Linked DNA regions of Homo sapiens: region 2 is linked to region 1. Evidence: read pairs that join two places in POLR2A ChIA-PET (ENCODE). Cell type or tissue: B cell. All regions are shown on one strand.

The links. Peaks named below come from ENCODE experiments on the same cell type or tissue, not always from the same donor. Only the 100,000 strongest peaks of a DNase experiment are listed, where the experiment ranks them.
Region 2: POLR2A ChIA-PET joins it to region 1 with 5 read pairs; 4 of 35 experiments call an interaction of 5 or more read pairs at or near these places.

The regions. Positions count from the first base shown.
Region 1 is chr3:113,775,093-113,780,092 of GRCh38, forward strand. It overlaps ATP6V1A (ATPase H+ transporting V1 subunit A), which reads left to right. Exons shown (of 15, transcript NM_001690.4): 2 at 3,649-3,743. The coding sequence starts at 3,662. Among named protein-coding and RNA genes, the nearest start is that of ATP6V1A, 31 kb to the left of the region's middle. In B cell, no CTCF peak of the experiment used is centred here; no DNase peak of the experiment used is centred here.
Region 2 is chr3:113,657,139-113,662,138 of GRCh38, forward strand. It overlaps USF3 (upstream transcription factor family member 3), which reads right to left. Exons shown (of 7, transcript NM_001009899.4): 7 at 1-4,287. Among named protein-coding and RNA genes, the nearest start is that of USF3, 37 kb to the right of the region's middle. In B cell, no CTCF peak of the experiment used is centred here; DNase peaks (open chromatin) are centred at 2,263 and 3,893; H3K4me3 peaks cover 3,122 bases; H3K27ac peaks cover 5,000 bases.

The sequences.
Region 1 (5,000 bases):
AAGTTAAGGGAAGTAGATTTAGGTTGGATGTGAGATAGTATTTCTAAAAACAGAATGGCTTTTTCCAAATTCAGGACCTATATTCAAATAGTGTAACTGATGACATTTTTGTAAGCGTATTACATTTCACAAGGAACTTTTTTTTTTTTTTTTTGAGATGGAGTTTTGTTTTTGTTGTCCCTGCTGGAATGCAGTGGTGCAGTCTTGGCTCACTGCAACCTCCTCCTCCCGGGTTCAAGCAATTCTCCTGCCTCAGCCTCCTGAGTAGCTGGAATTACAGGCGCCCACCACCACACCCAGCTAATTTTTGTATTTTTAGTAGAGACAGGGTTTTGCCGTGTTGGCTAGGCAAGTCTCGAACTTCTGACCTCAAGTGATTTGCCCACCTCGGCCCCCCCAAGTGCTGGAATTATGGGCATGAGCCACTGCACCCAGACACAAGGAACATTTAAGGAAATTTGTAATGCAATCGCAAGTCTGGTGGGTAGGTGGTAGCATTATTACTGTTTTTCAAATGCAGATATTAAGAGATTTTGATTTGTCCAAGATGTTCTGCAGCATGTTATTGGTAGGACCAGGATGTGATCCCAAGTCTGCTGACCCAAGATCTCATGCTGTTTCCACTTTAATAGGCAGATGACCATGTATCATGAATGCTATAGAGGAAATACCCATATGTGGGGAGGAACTTAGACTGTGTATGATTGTCAGTTTCTTCTCTGATTTTGAAAATCTTTGATTTTCTGAAGATTGAAATTTCACCTCATTCACTTGTTCACTACTTCTTTGAAGACTTTTCCCAACCTATTGTCCAATTAAATATGTTTGTCTTTAAATCTTCTTTCTGTTTTCCCCCGTATTATCTCATAGTTTCTAGAACGTCTTGTTCTGTCTCTTTAGATTCCAATGTTTTACAGTCCCATGCCTGCTCTTAATGGCTTCTTCTACTGTATTTTCAGGAAGCCAAAAATCCTAATAAATTTCTGCCAGGCGCGGTGGCTCATGTCTGTAATCCCAGCACTTTGGGAGGCCGAGGCAGGCAGATCACTTGAGCCCAGGAGTTTGAGGCCAATCTGGGCAACATGGTGAAACCCTGTCTCTACAATAAATGTAAAAATTAGCTGGATGTGGTGTCGTGTGCTTGTCATGCCAACTACTGGGTGGGGTGGGGACGGGGGCGGCTGAGGTGATCACTTGAGCCCAGGAGGTCAAGGCTGCAGTGAGCCGTGATCACGCCACTGCACTCCAGCCTGCGTGACAGCGAGAACTTGTCTCAAAAAAACAAAAACAAAAACTTACTTTACAGCTCCCTGTTCACTATATTTCATCCACATTGGTGTACACTTCTGCAAGTTGGAATCAGTTTCTCCTGTGCTCCCAAGGTGGTGTTTGCACCTCAATTGAGCATTTAAGTCATTTTGTTTTGCTATATAGCTATTTAAAGCTTCAAAAGCTCTGTAAACATATAATAAATGGAATTCCATTGACATTCAAGCCTTACGTATTTCCAGAGCTTCTTCGACTTATCCTGCCTCCCCTACTTTAATTCTGTTAAAGTAGTTGAACACCATTCTTCTCATAATAGTTCTCCCTCAATCTTCAGTGATTTCCTTGTGTTTATAGGATAAAGTCCACTTGTTATTTTGGCAGTCAGTTCAAGATCCACAAATCAGTCTTTACCCTTACATCCTTATTTCTCACTGCTGTTCTAATATAGTCTTTATACCAGTCAGGCTGGTCTGTTCACTATTCCTGAATGTTTTTCTCCATTCTTTTGTTATTGGCACCCCCGCTACCCTCTGCAGTGTCTTTGCTACCTTTCTTTTTCTACTGTGTGCAAATTCTACCTGACCTTCAAGGTATCTTCTCTAAACATTCTAATCTTTGAACTTTTAGTAAATAAGGGTATATTATTTGGTACTTTATCACTTATTGATCTATGACTCTTTGTGGTTAATTTTGGACATTATTTAGCTTTTCATGTGTACATGTATTTCATCTCCCTCATTAAATTGGTAATAGTTATTAAGGTAGATCAGCAGTCACAAATAAACTTTCTCCTTTGGCATCTGTTACCAGTTTTCAATGTGAACTTGGATAGTTCCTGTTTTTTAAATTGTATATCAATAAACAAAGAGGTTGAAATGAATTTCTTAAACTATTCTGTGTGTTCCACTAAAAGAAAAAAGGAAAAACACTCATAGTTAAAATTTAAAGATAGGTAATAAATAAATACTTTTAAAGAGTAAAATATATCATTTGTTACATTGTGAAAAGTGCTATGGTATAAAATAGGGAAGGAGGAAGGATGTTGCAGTTTTAAATAAATGGACAGAGAAGCCTCATGGAGAAGGTGATGTTTGAGTAAAGATCTGAAGGAGTGCTGAACATGGTGGCTCACACCTGTAATCCCAACACTTCAGGAGGCCAAGGCCAGAGAATCACTTGAGTCCAGGAGTTTAAGACCGGCCTAGGCAAAATACTGAGATCCTGTCTTCACAGAAAATAAAATTAGCCAGGTGTGGTAGGACACACCTGTGGTCCCAGGTACTAGGGAGGATGAGGTGGGAGGATCTCTTGAGCCCAGGAAGTTGAGTTGGCTGTGAGCCATGATCACACCATTACACTCCTGCCAAATCGACGGAGACAGACTGTGTTAGAAAAAAAGACCTGAAGGAGGTGTAGGAGCAGATACCTTGGAGAATAACATTCTAAGCAGAGGGAACAACCTGTACAAAGGCCCTGAGGTAGAATGTGCTTGTGTTTTTGAGAGCTGACAAAGAGTTCAGTGTGTATCTGCAGCATGATTAAGTGAAAGAGTAGCTGGATAAGTCAGAGAGGTCATTGAGGATGGGCTTGTTGTGGGGGTGGATAAGTTATTGAAAAGACTTCACATTTTTTGTTATAGTTATCGATATTTCCTATGAAATACCTCACATAGAGATATAATTCAGTTGTGATAAAACCATCCAGCATCCAGGAATAGGGTACTTTTAACTACATTTTAGGAATTTTGGCTGGGTTCAGTGGCTGGCTCACGTCTGTAGTCCCAGCACTTTGGGAGGCTGAGGTGGGTGGATCACTTGAGGTCAGGAGTTTGAGACCAGCCTGGCCAACGTGGCAAAACCCTGTCTCTACTAAAAATACAAAGATTAGCCAGGTATGGTCACGTGCACCTGTAATTCCAGCTACCCTGGAGGGTGAGGCACAGGAATTGCTTGAACTCGGGAGGCAGAGGTTGCAGTGAGCAGAGATCCTTCCACTGCACTCCAGCCTGGGTGGTGGAGTTAGACTCTGTCTCAAAAAAACAAACAAACAAACAAACAAAAAACTAGTTGGGCATGGTGGTACACACCTGTAGTCATAGCTACTTGGGAGGCTGAGGCAGGAGGATCGCTAGAGTCCAGGAGTCTGAGGCTGCAGTGAGCTATGACTGTACCACCACACTCCAGCCTGGGTGACAGAGAGCCTCTTAAAAATTTTTTTTAAATTAAGAAAAGGAATTTTTTTATTCTACTTTGAAGAAGTATAATAACTCAAGAATACACCAAAGATGAGAGTGGTCTCATCTTAGTGGACTACCTATATTTTGGGTCTTTTGCTTTACGGTTTATAATTATAACTTATTTATTTATTTATTTACTATAGGTAAACTAACATTATGGATTTTTCCAAGCTACCCAAAATACTCGATGAAGATAAAGAAAGCACATTTGGTTATGTGCATGGGGTCTCAGGACCTGGTAAGTAATACATCATAATCTCAAAATAAGGATATCTAACTTTGATTAATGTCTTTTCAAAATATTTTACATAGAAATATACAACTTTCTGTTTACCTGCATAAATTCTGTTTGTCCTTAGGCGATCTCATAGTGACTATAAGACCGAAGTAGAATCTCTGTCATAAGGGCTCATCTAGCATTGATTATCTAAATTTTATAATTATTGAGGTACTACTTTGTGATATCCTGTTTATAATTATGTAAATGTTCAACCAGTGTTCAGTTTTATATGTCTTAATTTTTTGTTAAATTTGAGGTAAATAAACTATGAAGTTTATAGCTTTTAATATGTAATACCTTGCATATAGCAGGCATTCAGTAAATGTTAATTTGCTTTGAACTTTAATAATTCAAACGCTCAGAGCATTTCTCAGCAATATTAGCTTTTGCCCTTTGCATTTATGAAACTTTTTGAATGGTTATTTTAAGTGTCACATTATTAACTACCTGTGGGAAAGAAGTCTTAGGACCCAAACTTTATGTCCATTCTGCCAAAACATGGAGTGCTGCTTTTTAAATAATAAATCTTACGCCAGTATTTGTTTTGTTATTGAATACTCCCACTACACAATGTGATTCACAGTCACAGTTTCTCTAAGTAAAACCTGGTCAGTGATGTATTATCCTTAAAACCTCATGCTATATAGTCTTTTTCTTGTTCTAGTTAGAGTAGTGGTGATGACAGTTTTTTGATGTTTACGCAAATGAAGACTGTCAGTCACTGTGCCTCTTTTTTCTCCCCCAAGAACTTGGTGTTTGAGCTTGATTTCATTGGCAGGTCATTAAAAGGTTATCAGTATCTTTTGCCATGCAGAGAAATAATTGTCCTCTCAATGATCATAAGGGTCTTCAGGATGGACAGACTAAACCCAAGAACCTTTAGAGAAAAGGCAAAAGAACATCAGAGAGTTTAGGAAAAAATATTCTGTGAAACTGTGTAGTAAACTGCTCCTGGAAACAATTTTTATTTTATTTTAAAAATTTTTTTAAATTTTACTTTAAGTTCTGGGATACATGTGCAGAAAGTGTAGGTGTGTTACATAGGTATACATGTGCCATGGTGGCTTGCTGCACCTATCAACCTGTTACCTAGGTTTTAAGCCCCACGTGCGTTAGGTATTTGTCCTAATGCTCTCCCTCCCCTTGCCTCCTGCAATTTTTAATTCTTAAGTACTTAATAAGGTAATGGAACAATGGCATCCTTTTTTGGCTTAT
Region 2 (5,000 bases), 120 kb before region 1:
GAGTCCTCTGTTGGTGGACATTATGGGGCTGAGAGTGGACAGAGCTCTCTGCATGAGGTACATGATGCTGCATTTGATATAAGTGATGCCTCTCTCTTAACTGCCCTGCTTGTTGTTGTTGCTGTTGCTGCTGCTGCTGCTGCTGCTGCTGCTGCTGCTGCTTTATGTAGAGATGGTTACTATGAAGGTGAGATACACCTTGAGCTGGAACATGCTGCTGCAGGGCCTGTAGATGCTGACTTGCCTGGGTTTGCTGCTGTTCAGCAACTGAAGGCTGAGAACCACACTGAACTTCAGTTTGCCTCAATGCAGGAGTCACAAAGTTGTTACTAGGTGGAAATAATCGTGTAAGGCCATCTCCATGAGCTGGGTTGCTAACAGGCACAACTGAGTTTGAAGAATTAGGAGGGATCTGACTGACCATCATTTGAGTTTGGTCAGAAATGGTGTCTGGAGTTCTGCTCATCAGGGACATACTTTCAAGCCTGAGGGGGGCTGGCTGACAGTGCTTTTGACGTTTAGCTGAAGACAGTAAAAGGTCATCTTGGACAGCACGCTTAGCAGAATCCTTACGGCTTTCATGGCTTGGCTTTAAGAGTGGCTCTTGAATCTGTGAATTTGGTATGGTACTAGTCATAGTATTTAGCTGTTCTTGGGAATATTCAGTCATCAGAGATGGTCCAGGAGGTTGACTGCCATAGGAGCTAGATGAAACGGTCAGATTAACCGTTGCAGGCACAGTTGTTTGCTCTGAAGTTGGGGATAAACCCGCACAGCTGGCCAGAGGATGGCTGATGCTGCTCTGATGGATAAGATTATTCACACTTAAACTGGTGATGCTTGGTGGCTGAGAAGTTGAATCCTGTAAAGATGCATTTGATGTTTTAATTCCTAGAGAACAACTTGGTTTCTCAAGGGGCCTCTCCATAGTTGCTTCAATTGAACCCTGAGAATTAAATTCATTTGGTGTTGCTTCTGCCTGTCCTGTGCCACTCTCTTTAGGTATCTGTGATTTGAAGGGTGGGTCTCCCTCTAACAATGATGCTTCAGAAGGCTTTGAAGCAACTTCCCTTATATCAGCCTGGAGGCCAACTCTCCCCTTCTCAAGGTTCTCCTGGTCAAAAATAGCTCTTGCTGCAAGAGCTACTATATCAGTTTGCTCTACAAAGGTACAGCTGTCACATGTATTAGTTGTTGCATTGCTGGTCACATCTTCTCTTGTTGTTTCAGGAAGCATGGATGCAACTGAGAAACTACGACTACTGCCAGAGCTGGTTGACATGGGAGAGTCGGCCTGTCTACCGTTGATCAAAGAACCATTAATAACCTCTTGATCAGGGAGGCAGGAATGATGCTGTGGAGGATCTCTATCATCATTGTTCATCAGTAATAGTTCCTGTTTGGGATGTAAATTCACACTTGAATCAACTATTTTAGGATTTTCTGAAGAAAAGTCAGGATGATCCATCTGATCAGAAAGAGATGATTTCTGAGGGTTTTTTTTTTTAGCAAGATCAGATAGCAATGTAGTTAAACCTTGCCCCTTTAAGAGACCTGTGGTTTGCATTGTATCTGATGAATCTTGCTCAACTCTGCAAGGTTCAGCAATGATTTCTACCTCAGAAACACAGTCAGTACTTGTAGTGCTTGTTGTAGATGACAAACCAGGAACCTGAGAAACCAAAATGTGAGGATCACTTGGAGATGGAATCAATACATTGGCTGAAGCGCAGGGTTTGGCAGCATCTGATAATGCTAAACTACTTGGTGGTTTATCCTGAGATGTCTCTTGTTGTAGATTAGGGGTAGAATCTTTGGATTTTGCTGCGGCCATTGCAAAATGTTCACTTGTTACAGATTCTTGGGAGGGTGGGCTGGACTTTTCTGCTGACTTAGATTTCGATACAGACTCAGGTATTAATGATTCAGAGCTTAGAACACCCAAAGAATGTGAAGCAGAAACACTCACACTATTTGCCTGAGACACAGAGACAGATGGTAACACAGCAGGGAAGCTTTCTAGCAGTCCATCATTACAGGGTGGCTCTGCTGAGCCTTCAGTGTTGGGGCAGTCTAACTTGCTCACATCTCTGACTGAATTCAGGGGACACGCTGACTTGTTTGCTGCTAAGTGTTTCCTGCCACCTGGCTTCTTATTCAACCTTTTAGATTTCATGTTAGGCAAACAAGCAACAGTGTTCATTGAGGAAGTACTCACTAGATTATAAGTACTAGCTAGTGTGGCTGAACTATCTGTTGTCACAGGAGGTGCTGCAGTTGTTGTTAATGAAACACAGTTAGCTGTAGTGGTTTGACTATTTGCAGCAGTTTGAGAATTGGCAGGCTGGCTAATAGACAATTGTACACAGCTTTGCCCAGCCATCTGTGATATGCTTTGATTGAGGCTGGCCAAAGCACCAAATGTATTCAGGGCAACATTGGTATTTGGATCTTCGCTGGTGGTGGGTTGAATAATTTGCATAGGGGTTTGATTTGTAGTTCCTGATGAAGACATCACAGGCTGCAAAGCAAAGAGCTGTCCATTTAAAGAAATGGTTTGAGGCTGTTGGTTTGACATGGTAACAGAAAAAGTTTGTGTTGAGTTAGACGCTGATAAAGATGAAGGTCTTGGTAATATGTGGACAAGATGCTTTCCTCCAAAAGTCTGTGGTGTTGGAACATTTTGCACTGAATTATTAGACCCTATTACAGTATTGGCTCCATTGATGGGGAGTCGAACAGAACCAGGAGGTGGAGCAGGGAGGAGTGGCAAAGGATTCTGATTAGCAGCCTGTATGATTACTATCTGTTGACCTACTGTTTGGTTGGAAACTTCTGCCCTCATCACTGTTGGGCATGGGGTGGTGCTAGGTGGCTGAAGAATTATAACATTTTGATTAGTTGGAGCTGAATTAACAGCTGACCCAACTGGCTGAGCCATCTGAATCACTTGCATTGCTGAATTCAGTGGAAGGATATTTTTGGGAGGCTGAGATTTAACTTGTGGCTGGGCAATTAGTGGCTGCATAGGTAAAGATGGACAAGAAGGCAATGTTACAACTACTTGCTCAACTGGCTGCCCATCTGCTGGAAAGGAATTATTCAAGTTGATGTCTGTAGCCACATATCTACTGTGGTTGCTTGTGGTGGGGCTAGTACCAGACTCATTTAATACTGGAGTCACAGCAGAAGATGGTGTCTGGCTTAAGGGCTGAATAGTGTTTCCTGCCAGTTGCAAAGTAGTCCACGTTGTCTGTGTGTTTCCAGCTGAAGAGATTCGTGTAAGGCTATTAATGTTTTTCAAATCTGAAGTACTAACACTTGAAGAAGGCAAAGAACAAGAAAGAGTCCAACCATTGTCCAAAGGGTTTCCCGAAAGAGTGCTTATAGGAATGGTGGCCTTCCCTACTCCAGGGGCAGATGATGCCACCACTGTAGCTGTACTTGTCAAGTCTGCACTCTTACTAATGCTCATTGGAGAAGAATCACCTGCAGTTCTGGGAGGCTGCGAGCAGACTGTGGTGGTAACTGAAACAACAAAAGTGTTTTGAAAATCACCTCTGAAGTCCTGTATGCTCAGGCAGGACTTGTTTCCATGGTGCACTTTAGTGGCAGTTGCTGAGGAGCTGTGGGGGATGTTTGTAACACAAGGGGTCATTTTCTTCAATACTTTGGGGTTCTCTTGTCCATTCTTATTTTCAGAAGAATTTTGATCATTTAGGCATGTGTGCAAAGAATGATGTTGGTGAGGCTCAGATTCAATTGAAACAGCAATCAGTGAGCCACTAGTGGCACCAAGCACATTTGATTCGCTTTCAGAGGTGGGAAGCTCGAGAATACTCTGAGCAGAAATGGCAGCAGGAAGACAAAGAGGAACAGGCTGGTTGGTAGCCAATGCAGGAACTGTGGTCTGATGCCATGGCTTGTTTTCAGAAGGGTAAACTCCAGAAATAGATACAGGAGTCACAAGATTGCAAGTCCTCTGTACTGGCACCACATTGGCGGTCTGCTTTTGTAAATTATGACTAACATTAAAAGTTATCCCCTGAACAGCTGTTCCCTGGCTGTTTCCACCAGGCTGATTCCCGTTGGAATAAACAATAATTTTTTTTTGAACCTGGTCACTAGGAATAACAACAGAGACCTTTGAGTTTTTAAGATTTCCTTTCCAGTGAATTGTCGGGTCATCATATAAGCATATGTCATTAGCTTTCAGTAATTCAATATATCGGCCATTTTCTTTTTGGATTTCTTCCAGTTGTTTCCGTAGCTTTTTTATTTCTTCAGCTATAATATTAAAAACAAAAATTTATAAATACCTGAGAATGTCAGTATTTACAATAACTTGATAAAGAACTGTATACTAAACTACTGAATTCTAATTCTAGCATTCTAAGTACTTCAACCGAGACTCTTCAGCTCTTTTCTAATACAACTTCTTTTTTCTTTTTAGAATGATATCTTAAATCCCTATGCCCTCCTTTAAAAAGTATAAATTTTTAAAGGTCAACTGAAAAATTACTCATAATGTAGAAACCTCAAAATTCCCAATTCAAAAATTTCCAGTAGGGCAGCTACATAGGTGAAGTAAGGGAAGACATACTGATATCATGGCAACATGCTAGCAAGATAACATTGAATATCAATATGCCATTTAAATGCTGCAGCAGCCAACATTACCTGTGATAGTAACAGGCAGTCTCTTTATTTTTTATTTTATTCTTTTGAGACAGAGTCTTGCTCTGTGACCCAGGCCGGAGTGCAGTGGTGCAATCTCGGCTCACTGCAACCTCCACCTCCCAGGTTCAAGCAATTGTCCTGCCTCAGCCTCCCGAGTAGCTGAGATTACAGGTGCGCACCAACACTCCCAGCTAATTTTCATATTTTTAGTAGATTCAGGGTTTCGCCATGTTGGCCAGGCTGGTCTTGAACTCCTGACCTCAAGTGATCTGCCTGCCTTGGCCTCCCAAAGTGCTGGGATTACAGGCATGAGCCACCAT